4 separate regions of the Homo sapiens genome follow, and all the other regions are linked to region 1. A link is a contact called in ENCODE Hi-C or POLR2A ChIA-PET data. All regions are on one chromosome and are shown on one strand. The core of a region is the stretch at or near the end of the contact, and the rest is flanking DNA. Distances in the headings are between cores, read along the strand shown. Region 1 holds the start of LINC03011 (long intergenic non-protein coding RNA 3011). Region 2 overlaps CRCP (CGRP receptor component). Region 3 has its middle 35 kb from the start of TPST1. Region 4 holds the start of TPST1 (tyrosylprotein sulfotransferase 1).

The links. Hi-C counts contacts between places; a loop is a spot of excess contacts on that map. ChIA-PET counts read pairs that join two places held with the same protein, here RNA polymerase II (POLR2A). Pooled maps may share reads with other maps.
Region 2: a map of HCT116 shows a loop between it and region 1 (3-fold over the local background). The contact joins the enhancer-like site here to the promoter of LINC03011 in region 1. A Hi-C loop is called at or near these places in 16 of 168 maps with a recorded cell type or tissue (HCT116, IMR-90, MCF 10A and 10 more) and 23 of 50 pooled maps. POLR2A ChIA-PET finds 5 or more read pairs at or near these places in 9 of 52 experiments (A549, AG04449, BJ and 6 more).
Region 3: a pooled map shows a loop between it and region 1 (3-fold over the local background). The contact joins the enhancer-like site here to the promoter of LINC03011 in region 1. A Hi-C loop is called at or near these places in 3 of 50 pooled maps. POLR2A ChIA-PET finds 5 or more read pairs at or near these places in 5 of 52 experiments (A549, BJ, SK-N-SH and 2 more).
Region 4: a loop to region 1 is called in a map of B cell, with 34 times the contacts of the local background. The contact joins the promoter of TPST1 here to the promoter of LINC03011 in region 1. A Hi-C loop is called at or near these places in 17 of 168 maps with a recorded cell type or tissue (B cell, CD14-positive monocyte, CD8-positive, alpha-beta T cell and 12 more), 23 of 37 single-sample maps with no recorded cell type and 33 of 50 pooled maps. POLR2A ChIA-PET finds 5 or more read pairs at or near these places in 22 of 52 experiments (A549, AG04449, B cell and 16 more).

The regions. Positions count from the first base shown.
Region 1 is chr7:66,492,233-66,495,193 of GRCh38, reverse strand. It overlaps LINC03011 (long intergenic non-protein coding RNA 3011), which reads right to left and starts at 1,562. Exons shown (of 2, transcript NR_134573.1): 1 at 1,457-1,562. RefSeq lists an enhancer at 1,664-1,873.
Region 2 is chr7:66,147,030-66,149,990 of GRCh38, reverse strand. The region is part of intron 5 of CRCP (CGRP receptor component); the gene reads right to left. Among named protein-coding and RNA genes, the nearest start is that of CRCP, 34 kb to the right of the region's middle. RefSeq lists enhancers at 1,327-1,506, 786-1,985. Within about 2 kb of position 1,395, at least 18 of the 41 ENCODE cell types and tissues checked have a DNase peak (open chromatin) inside an H3K27ac peak, as active enhancers do; they include HCT116, IMR-90, PC-9 and 2 more, where a contact is called at or near this core.
Region 3 is chr7:66,169,327-66,172,287 of GRCh38, reverse strand. No RefSeq gene overlaps it. Among named protein-coding and RNA genes, the nearest start is that of TPST1, 35 kb to the left of the region's middle. Within about 2 kb of position 1,472, at least 7 of the 41 ENCODE cell types and tissues checked have a DNase peak (open chromatin) inside an H3K27ac peak, as active enhancers do.
Region 4 is chr7:66,203,742-66,206,702 of GRCh38, reverse strand. It overlaps TPST1 (tyrosylprotein sulfotransferase 1), which reads right to left and starts at 1,369. Exons shown (of 6, transcript NM_003596.4): 1 at 1,181-1,369. RefSeq lists silencers at 967-1,326, 1,477-1,746.

The sequences.
Region 1 (2,961 bases), core at 313-2,812:
GTGTCTCACTCTGTCGACCAGGCTGGAGTGCAGTGGCGAGATCACCGCTCACTGCAGCCTCCACCTCCTGGGCTCAAGCGATCCTCCCGCCTCAGCCCCGCAAGCAGAGGGGACTACAAGCCCGTGCCACCATGCCCAGCTAATTTTTTGTGTGTGTGTGTGATGGAGTCTCGCTCTGTGGCCCAGGCTGGAGTGCAGTGGAGCGATCTCCGCTCACTGCAAGCTCCGCCTCCCGGGTTCACACCACTCTCCTGCCTCAGCCTCCTGAGTAGCTGGGACTACAGGCGCCCACCACGACGCCCAGATAATTTTTTGTATTTTTGTAGAGACCGAATTTCACCATGTTGCCCAAGCTAGTCTGGAACGCCTGAGCTCAAGGGATCCGCCCACCTAGGCCTCCCAAAGTGCTGGGATTACGGGTGTGAGCCACTGGGCCGGCCCAATAACTTTCTTCAGTCTGAGCATGAGCACTGGAAGAAAAGCTCTCACTTGCATATATTTTTTTTTTAGAGACAGGGTCTCCCTCTGTCACCCAGGCTGAAGTGCAGTGGTGTAATCTCGGCTCACAGTAACCTCAACCTCCCGGGCTCCATCGCATATATATATATATATATACACACACATATATATAGTTTTTTATTTTTTAGACGGAGTCTTGGTCTGTCGCCCAGGCTAGAGTGCAGTGGCACGATCTCGGCTAACTGCAGCCTCTGCCTCCCGGGTTCAAGCAATTGTCTGCCTCTGCCTCAACCTCCCGAATAGCTGGTATTACATGTGCCCGCCACCACGCCCGGCTAATTTTTGCATTTTTAGTAGAGACGGGATTCACCATGCTGGCCAGGATGGTCTTGAATTCCCGACCTCGTGATCCACCTGTCTCGGCCTCCCAAAGTGCTGGGATTACAGGCGTGAGCCACCGCGCCCGGCCCGATCGCTTATATTTTTAAAAAGATGTTTTCTTGGTTTCCTAGCCCCTCGTACCCCCTACAAAGTTCCAAAGGCTTTGATGTTGTTGCAACGGCCATCAGAGGTCAAGCCGAGGGGTGCAGCTCCCTAATGCGGTGCAGCCTCAGACGGGGCCGATCCTGCCCAGGATGAGCGGCGCCAGGGGTGGGGGACGCTGCCGGCGTCCCCGGGACCTGGCTGGGGGAGGAGTTGGGGGGCGCACCTACACAGGCTCAGGTGACGCGAGTGTGCGGCAAGGGCTGTAGCCGGAGCTAGCGGACTTGTGGCCACTGAGGAGCTTCTGCCTGAACGTGCCCTCCAGGCGACAGCCGCTTGGTGCGCAGCGCCTGCTCGCTAAGCGTCAGGCCCTTGCTGCGCCCTACGCCGCAGGCTGGGAAGTAGCGCAGGCAGTAGTAGTACAGGCAGCGGTAAAGCTCCTCCTTGTAGCTTATTGGTGTCGGCGGCCTGGTCTGGGCCTGCGGACCCTAACCCACCGCCTGCTGACACTGACCGGCAGTCTGTGGCCATGCGTCTGCGCATGCGCTCTCCTGGAATACCCAGCCGCTGCGCCTCGAGTTCCGATTGGTTCTACAGAAGGGGCGGGCCTGTGAGATATCACAGGGGCGCGCCTCAGCTGACGTCACAGGCGCGGGCCTTCCGGCGTCGTAATAGCGCCGGCCTTCGGCGACGTCACAGTGGCGCTACAGTGCCTGGAGCTGCGCTGGTTTTTCCTCGGAGTGGAGCCTGGTAACCGCGACTTCCCCGCCATGTTCTGTGTGTTGCTGGCTGGAGAAGGGTGGTTGACAAACTCCGACCCAGCACAGTGTTTCTGTGGGTCAAAACTAGAAAACTATGTCCAGGCTCGGCCGAGGCGGAAGGATCCGTTCAGGCCAGGAGTTAAAGAGCTGCCTGGGCAACATGGCGCGACCCCATCTCTGTAGTCCCACCTCAGCTTCCCAGATACTTGAACCCCAAGGTTCAAGGCTGCAATGAGCTATGATCCCATCACAGCACTCCATCCTGCGAGACGGAGGTAAACCTTGTCTAAAAAAATAAACTATCCAAGTGTACAACAGGGAGGGACTGCTTAAAGAAAACATGATAATTGTATGTTCAAATACTTTTAACAAGTGCAAAATGTATAGGCTGAAATAAATAGGGCTGGCCGGGCACGTTGGCTCACGCCTGTAAATTCCAACATTTTGTGTGCTCGAGGCATTCCGATCAGTAGACATGGGTGAAACCCCATGTCTACTAAAAATATAAAAATTAGGCCAGGAACTTTGCATCGTTTTAGGGGGCTCGCATCTCCCTAAGGGCCCGGTAATTGAACCCCTTGGACCTGAGGGTGAGAAACCTTGGCTCAGTTCTTCCCAGGGTGATCAGCCCAGGGGTAAGCGAGGAGAGACCAGAAAACAGGACCCATGAGAAGGTCCCCCTCCTGGAGTTTGAGGCCCATTCCTTCTTGTCCCTGCGTCTCCTCTTTCCAGGACTCCTCCCTGCTCTGCCCCACTCCTGGGAGTGGGGTCATGGCCATGGGGGGCTGCTTTTGGGTACAGGCCCCAGCGGCAACCCTGGGCCCAAAGTGGGCAGGCTCACCTGGAGGGGATCAGAGTCACATGGCAAGACGCAAGGGGAAAAGCCGCGCTGGAACCGCACCTCTCTGCCCCCTGATGTCAGTGGGTGCACTCTTCCCTCACCTCACTCAGGCAGCGGCTTGAGTTCCATGGGAGCACTGTCCTGCTCCCTCTGCTGCCTCTTTTTAGTCTTGGGGCTACTATAACACTTTCCCTTCCCCAGCCCTGCCAACCTGGTGGGACATTGGGCTTCCCTCTTCCTGGGGACAGGCGGGTCCTGGGGACAAGCCTGTCCTGTATCATACCTGCAGCGAGACTCTTTTTTTCTCCAGGACCTGCGGAGCAGCCAGGCTTCATGAGTTAAATGCAGATCTGAACCATACCCAGTTGGGATTGGGGTACACACTCTACTCCTCTGAAAACTAGCTAGGGGTTCGAA
Region 2 (2,961 bases), core at 146-2,645, 350 kb after region 1:
ACTAAAAATACAAAAAATTAGCTGGGCGTGGCAGCGTGCGCCTGTAGTCCCAGCTACACGGGAGGCTGAGGCAGGAGAATGGTGTGAACCCAGGAGGCAGAGGTTGTAGTAAGCCAAGATCGTGCCACTGCACTCCAGCCTGGGTGACAGAGTAAGACCCACTCTCTTTGGGGAAAAAAAAGGTGGGGGTGAGGGATAATGTAGTCATTGTCATTTATCCTAGTGATCCAAGACGTGCTAGTAAGTTTTTTATTTCTGAAAGTTTCTTTTTTGTTTATATTTCATTTAGTTTAATGCAGCTTAGGGTTTCTTCCTGTGACTGGGAACCTTAGGTTGAAAAAAAAGGTCTTGACTGTAATTAAGGAGGATTGGATGTTGATAAAAGCTCCGGCCGTTAGTGAACTTAGCAAAATTCTTTTCTGCACATTATTTTCTCAAACGGAGATCATCTTTTCTCCAGGTTAAATAATCAAATCTTGGCTATTTCCCTCCTTTCCCTGCTTTATTCTTTGGGCGCAATCATCACTTACTGCAGTCTCAAACTCCTGGGCTCAAGCAATCCTCCTGCCTCAGCCTTCCAAGTAGCTGGGACTATAGCTATGTGCCACCATGTCCAGCTAATTATTTTTTATTATTTTTTGTAGAGATGGGGTTGCCCAGGCTGGTCTTGAACTCCTGGGCTCAAGTGATCCTCTCACATCACCCTCTCAAAGTGCTGGGGTTATAGACATGAATCACTGTGTCCGGCCTTTCACCTTTTCTTTCCAACACAGGAGAAACAGTCCAAATAAAGAAGTAAAGTTCAAAGCACCATCTCAAGGTTCTCAGATACCAACCATTTCAGGTAGTTGAGAACATAAGGGGAAATAAAACTTAAAAATCCAAAGTATCAACAGCTGGGTTAACATAAATGATACATTTATTATCTCAATCCCAGGAGCATCAAACCGGGTTGCCGACCTCCAAAAATGGCAACTTGAAGTCGCCAAACCTAAAGTCCTACTTTCCTCAAAATGATTCAAAGATCTGATAGCAACAATGTATACTATTAAATATTTGATCCAGAACAGTTCACTGAATCTGGCTTTCTAAATTTCAACTTTCTCTAATGTAAAATGAAAGTAACGCCTACAGCGAGGACAAAAGGAGAACACATGTAACAGTGTTTTACAAGCAATAACGCTCTATATGAGTCAAGACTTCATAATCACGAAATCACTAACAGGCCTAGATGGTAGTGCTGTTCAGGGCAGTGGCCTGTGAGGTCACAGGATTCACTGACCTCAGGCCGGAGGGCTCACAAATCATTCCAAATCAATACACAACCGGGCACAACAAGTCCTAAGCTGGGTGGCCACCTCATTTCCTCACCGAGCCTCTGAGTCAGCAGGCAGTCATCAGAGGGCCACAGCAAATCACAGCCCAGGCGTAACTGAAGAGGTGAGGCTTCAGCCTCCAAAAGACACCTGGCTTCCAAGTGAATGCTAATAAATGTTGGATGCTGGGACTGTTTTCTGAACCCAGGGAGAAAAAATGGCTCTAGTGTTAATATAGGGAACTTCTCACTCAAGTCCTTTGTGCTTGCCACTGTAAGTGAAACCTTTTATTTCCTTTTGTTTTCTAGAGAAGGAGTTTCGCTCTTGTCGCCCAGGCTGGAGTGCAGTCACGCTCACTACACTTCGCTCACTACAACTTCCGCCTCCCAGGTTCAAGCGATTCTCCTGCCTCAGCCTCCCAAGTAGCTGGGATTACAGGTGCCCGCCACCATGCCCAGCTAATTTCTGTATTTTTAGTAGGGATGAGGTTTCGCCATGTTGGCCAAGCTGGTCACAAACTCCTGACCTCAGGTGATCCACCCACCTCGGTCTCTTAAAGTACTGGGATTACAGGCGTGAGCCACCGTGCCCAGCCATTTGCTTTTTTTTTTTTAAAAGACAGGTTCTTGCTCAGTCACACAGGCTGGAGTACAGTGGCACTATCATAGCTCACTGCAGCCTTGAACTTCTGGGCTCAAACAATCCTCTCACCTTAGTCTCCTGAGTAGCTGGGACCACAGGTGTGCGCCACCATACCTGGCTAATTTTTTTCATTTTTTGTAGAGATGGGGTCTTACTATGTTGCCCAGGCTGGTTTTGAATTCCTGGCCTCAAGCAATCCTCCCACCTTGGCCTCCCAAAGTGCTGGGATCACAGGCGCAAGCCACCATGTTCGGCCACAGCTTTCATTTCTTATTCACTCTGGTGAGAAGCGATACTGCTACAAACCTTGGTAAACAATTTGCTACCTTTTGTAGCCAAATTCCAGAGTGGGAAGAATCTGGCTATAAAATGGTCCAACTACTGAGAAACAGCAGTTTCTACCAAGGCCTACCTACTTTGTAGAAACGAGAAGGAAACCATCTCAGGGGATGCCACACACATCTTTCTTCTCATCAAGCACAAGTACCTGGCTTGGAGGAGCAAAGTAAAGCTTCTGAATCAGAAGGTCCCAATCAGCCACTCACCAGCCCTCTGGGCTAAAATGGAGAGGACACTTGCCCCCTTCCAAGACTATGGGGCGGGCATTCGAAGTGACAGACAATCACAGGCACCAGGACCAAGGACTGAGACCGTGTCTGGCACACCCCATGCACTCTTTTTTTTTTTTTTTCCCAAGATGGAGTCTCACTCTGTCACCCAGGCTGGAGTGCAGTGGTGCAATCCTGGCTCACTGCAACCTTGGCCTCCCGGGTTCAAGTGATTCTGCCTCAGCCTCCCAAGTAGCTGGGATTACAGGTGTGCACCATCATGCCCAGCTAATTTCTGTACTTTTAGTAGAGATGGGGTTTTACCACTTTAGCCAGGCTGGTCTTGAACTCCTGACCTCAGGTGATCTGCCCACCTTGGCCTCTCAAAGTGCTGGCATTACAGGCATGAGCCACCGCGCCCGGCCCACCCCAGGCACTCTCAATAGCAGCAAATC
Region 3 (2,961 bases), core at 223-2,722, 320 kb after region 1:
ACCATGCCCAGTGAACTTTTTTATTTTTGAGAGAGACTGGGTTTCACCATGTTGGTCAGGCTGGTCTCAAACTCCTAACATCAAGTGATCTGCCCACCTCAGCCTCCCAAAGTGCTGGGACTACAGGCGTGAGCCTCTGTGTCCAAAGTTTTGATTTCTTATCATTTTTATGTGTCTTGACATATTTTCTTCTGTTAATTCCTGCATCCATAAGTGTGAATTTTATTTCACTAAGATTAGTAAACAGCCATTTCAAAACTTGGCTCTCTGAAAGTATATACACCAAAATGTTATCAATGATGACTCCTTCAGGATCAGGAGGGAGATGAAGAGGAATTTTATGTGTTTTTTTTGTTTTTGTTTTCCTGAGATAAGGCCTCACTCTGTCACCCAGGCTAGAGTGCATTGGTGCAATCACAGCTCACTGCAGCCTCAACCTCCAGGGTTCAAGTGATCCTCCCAGCTCAGCCTCCCATATAGCTGAGAATACCGGCATGCATCACTATGCAATGCTTTTCTAAAAATTATTTTTTGTAGAGATGGGGTCTCACTATGTTGCTCAGGCTGGTCTCCAACTCCTGGGCTCAAGTGATCCTCCCACCTCAGCCTCCCAAAGTGCTGGGATTATAGGCATGAGCTGCCACGCCCTGCCAGAACTTCATGTTTTATTTTATATACATCCGTATTGTTTAAATGTTCACAAGAATGCATAGGTTGGGCGCAGTGGTTCAGGCCTGTAATCCCAACACTTTGGGAGGCCGATGGGGGTGGATTGCTTTGAGCTCAGGAGTTCGAGACCTGCCTGGGCAACAGGGCAAAACTCCATCTCTACAAAGAATACAAAAATTAGCTGGGCATGGTGGTGCAAATCTGTGGTCCCAGCTACTTGGGAGGCTGAGGTGGGGGGATCACTTGAGCCTGGGAGGTGGAGGTTGCAGTAAGCCGAGATCACACCACTGCACTCCAGCCTGGGCAACAGAGTGAGACCCCATCCCCCAAAATAAATGAATGAAGGAATGTTCACAAGAGAGCTTTGGTTTGAGGAGGTGGTGTATTTTTTGTTTTCTTTTCATTAAGCTGCTTCTTAGTCAGTTTTTGCTGCAGTAACAAACAACCCCAACATTCCAGTGGCTTACAACATACATTTGTTCCTCATATTACATGAGGGCTGAGGGTGGGCCAGAGGGTGAGCAAGCCTCCAGCATCAGAGATCTGCAAATACATGCTCAGGCTCTGCTGCCCTGGTCCTATGTGATCCTGGCTCACCGGGGCTTGTTCTTGGCTCCAATCCTGACTGCAGTCCCCTCCTGTGACCTCGCCTGCATCGGTGACTTCCGCATCTCCCAGCATTCAGACCTTGGCTGTCCTCTGGTTTCCCTGGCTCAGCGCACCCTGCCCTGGCCCTGACTCCTTGGTGTCCCTATGACTCAAGACTCTGGCTCCCTGCCCCCAGGACCCCACCCTGCCCATGTTCTGGCCCTTCCAGCTAAGGCCCCACAAGGGGGAAAAAGAGAGCATTTAACCCAGAACCCACCAGGTTCCTGGGACTCTCTGCCCCTGCCCTGTGCAAGGACAACATGGGTCTTCCGGTTCTACGAACACAGCCACTGACCCAGCCGTGCACGCAGGACACGGCAGACATGTAATTAATGACCCACGAAGCTTCTAACAGAGGCTCATTCTGAGTAGCTAGTACTCTAGGGGGAGTGAAGGGAAGATTGACTCTTGGCTGCAAGCCATACCCAGCATGTCACAGCCCCCAGCCCTAAAGTCTACTTGCTCCATCCTCCTCCTTGGTCAGGGGTATTTGGGAACCACGGGGAAGGAGCTTTAGAAACAGGATTGCTCAATAGATCTGATGCTTGGGCGTTTCGAGTTCCCAGCAAACACTTGCTTCCCAAGCCCAAGCACGTGATCTCTAGCTCTGGAGCAGACAGGTCTAGGTCGACTTGCATCTTTTTTTTTTTTTTTTTTTTGGAGACAGAGTCTCACCCTGTCGCCCAGGCTGGAGTGCAGTGGCGCGATCTTGGGTCACTGCAACCTCCTCCTCCCAGGTTCAAGGGATTCTCTTGCCTCAGCCTCCTGAGTATCTGGGACTACAGGCGTGCATCACCATGCCCAACCAATTTTTGTAATTTTTGGTAGAGACAGGGTTTTGCCGTGTTGGCCAGGCTGGTCTCAAACTCCTGACCTCAGTTGATCCCCGACTTCAGCCTCCCAAAGTGCTGGGATTACAGGCGTGAGCCTCCGCGCCTGGCCCTGAAAAATTTTTTTGTAGAGATGGGGACTCACTTTGTTGGCTAGCCTGGTCTCAAACTCCTGGACTCAAGCGATCCTCCTGCCTCAGCCACCCAAAGTGCTGTGATTACAGGTGTGAGCCACTGCACCCAGCTGTCTGCCTCCGCCTCCAGTACTTGCTCCCTGGGAGTGCCTGGGCCATTTTTTCACTCTGCACCTTTGGTTTCCTCCTCTATGACATAGGGATAAGGCATGCAGAGCCCTTAGTGCAGCACCTGGAATGTGGTTGGTGTTGAAAACTAGTAGCTATTGGTTGAGGCAAGAATCATCACTAGAATATAAGAGTAGTGAGTAAAAATGTGGTAAGAGAATATTTCTCTCAAATATCTCCCCATAAATTGCTTGTTAATTAAAAATGGGGGCAGGGTGCAGTGGCTCACACCTGTAATCCCAACACTTTGGGAGGCCGAGGTGGGAGGATCACTTGAGGCCAGGGGTTCGAGACCAGCCCAGGCAACATAGTGTAATCCCAGCACTTTGGGAGGCTGAGGCAGGCGGATCACCTGAGGTCAGGAGTTCGAGACCAGCTTGGCCAACATGGCGAAACCCCGTCTCTACTAAAAATACAAAAATTAGTCGGGCGTGGTGGTGCATGCCTATAATCCCAGCTATTTGGGAGGCTGAGGCAGGAGAATTGCTTGAACCCACAAGGCGAAGAAGGTT
Region 4 (2,961 bases), core at 120-2,619, 290 kb after region 1:
CTTTCCTAAAAAGAAAGTTACCCAAACACTGCAGATGGGGATGGAGAGGGGATGGGGAGTAATTACACCGCAAAGCCTGCTGACTAGCAGCCTAAGAATCCTTTACAAAGGCAATTAACATAAAACAATACATGGCACGGATAGCAGAATTGTTTCTTCTTAATGAATGCAGTAATTGACCATTTAATCGCTTTACTGGAGTTCACCAATTTCTCCTGCCATCTCCCATACCATTCTTCAGGCAGAGTCAAATCCCTGTGGACACTGGACTTCTTGCTACCATCATCTGGAAAGTACAAAACGCCTGGAAGGAGGAAGAGGCTAACATGCGTGACCACCCACCATGTGCCAGGCCTACTGTGTGCTAGACTCTGGGCAAGGGACTTTACATGTTATGGGGTGCAGCTCATGTAAGGACGAATGAAGATATTACACTATGGATCTGAGCCAGGCGCAGTGGCTCACGCCTGTAATCCCAGCACTTTGGAGGCCGAGGCAGAAGGATAGCTTGAGGTCAGGAGTTCGAAGCCAGCCTGGGCAACATAGAGACTCCATCTCTCAAAAAAAAAAAAAAAAAAAGCGATGAATCCGGCATTGCAGAGAGTGGGAAAGTGTCTGGAGGTTTAAGAGTAAGAGAAGGAAGAGGAGATTGCGATGGTGGGTGGTCAAAGTGAGGGGAGAAGAGGCGAGTTGGGAAAGGAAGGTGCTTAGGAGCAAAAGGGCAAGACCCAGGGACACCTGGAGCGGGGCGGGCGACTGCCATGCAGACAGGACTACGTACAACGGGTAGGATGATGGGGCGATGAGCTCAAGAAGCGCAGCCGGGGTAGACGTGGGGGCAAATGTCCGATCCCGGCGAGACGAGGGTCTCATCCCAGGGGACTGCGGGGCTAGGACGTGGTCCCAGGGCTGCGAGAAGGGAGAGAAAGGGCAGAGGGGAGAGGCCCCGGCGGCCGGGGCGAAGCCGAGCCCGGGAAATGCCGGCGATGGGGGAAGGGGCGTGGGAGCAGGGGCCGGACGGGCCAGACCCGGGGCTCCGCGCTCGGGGGCGGGGTTGGACAACCGGGAGGCACCGAGCAGAAGGCGACAAGGGGCCAAGGGATGCCAGGACGGGGCACAGGGCCGGGTGTGAGGAGACGAGAGGGGAGCGGAGCCGCAGCGAGCGCCGCGTCCCCCTTACCTGGGATGAGTGAGGAGCCGCCGCGCCGCCTGGACGGCATCCTGGCCTCAGCCGCTGGTCCCACCGCCTTCGGTGGGGGGCCACTCGGGAGCCCGCCCTCACCGCCAAGCGCCGGCAGCTGCCAGCCTGGACCGGCCCCGCAGAGCAGCGCCGTTCCGACCCGCAACCGAAGCCGCCTCAGCAGCGTCTCCCGCGGTCGCCAACTCAGCGACAACCGCCAGGGTCCGGGGAGGTGGCGGGATCACACATCTGCTACGATTGGCTGAGCGGACGATGTGTCGGCTGCTCTGATTCGTGAGTTCCGGCCGGCTGCCCACCGAAGGAGGCGCGGCTGGGAATGGAGCTGGGTCCGGCAGGCGCCGAGGGGCGGGGGTCTGACGTCGCAGCCGGCCAGCGCCCCCACAGCCCTTCCCGTGCGCGCTCCCGAGGGGGCTTCCCGGCAGCCGCAGGCCTGGCCGGGTGGTTGCCCTAGCAACAGCGCGCGTGGCCTGGCTGCAGGGGAGCCGCGGGCAGGTGGCGGTCCTCACCGCCCCCACCCCCAACGTGGGTGTCCCAGAGGCCTTCATCAGTGAAACCCTAGGACAGGAGAAGAAAATGAGCTTTTCCTGATAATTCCTCTCCTCTGCTTCAGAGCCCACCTTTGCCCGCTGCTGGCAGAGAAGCTGTCATCTCCTCGGGGAGATAACGCGCAAATGCAAATAACGAACTCAAACACTATTTCATCCCCACGAGAGTGTAGACGTGCAATAGTCCCTCCCAACCACAGAGGTGGGGGGCTGACGCCCTAAAAGAAAGAAATGAAAACTAGGGAGAAAAAGGCAAAGAAGCAAAAGAAAGGTGGGGAAAGGGCAGATATTTCACAAAATGATCCATTCATTTTACAGTTTCTTCCTACAGACACATCTACACCAGGTTCTGTCAAAGCAATTATTTCTACTCCAGTGACATGGATTAGAGAAGGCATGAGTGCAGAATCTAACAGCTGTATTCAAAATTGCTCTCTGCTAGGCCAGGTGGGGTGGCTCATGCCTCTAATCACAGCACTTTGGGAAGCCAAAGCTGGTGAATCACCTGAGGTCAGGAGTTCGAGACCAGCCTGGCCAACATAGTGAAACCCCGTCCCTGCTAAAAATACAAAAATTAGCCGGGCATGGTGGCGGACGCCTGTCGTCCCAGCTACTGGGGAGGCTGTGGCAGGAGAATTGCTTGAACCCGGGAAGGTAACTACCTTCCTTTGCACACAGTATAATATTTTCAAAGTTCATCCATGTTGTAGCATGTATCGGCACTTCATTCCTTGTTACGGCCGAATAATAGTCCATTATACAGACATCACCTTTTTTTTTTTTGAAGAGTCTCACTCTGTCTCCCAGGCTGGAGTGGAGTTATGTGATCTTGGCTCACTGCAACCTCCACCTCCTGGGCTCAAGTGATTCTCATGCCTCCGCCTCCAAAGTAGCTAGAATTACATGCATGTGCCACCATGCCTGGCTAATTTTTATATTTTTAGTAGAGACGGGGTTTCATCAAGTTGCCCAGGCTGATCTTGAACTCCTGGCCTCAAGTGATCTGCCTGCCTTGGCCTCCCAAAGTGCTGGGATTACAGGCATGGGCCACCGTGCCTGGCTGGACATCATCTTTTATTTATCCATTAATCCATTGATGGACATCTGTTTCTACTTTTTTGGCTATTATACATGATGCTGCTATGAACATTTGTGTAGAAGTTTTTGTGTGTGGCCGGGTGCAGTGGCTCACGCCTGTAATCCCAGCAGTTTGAG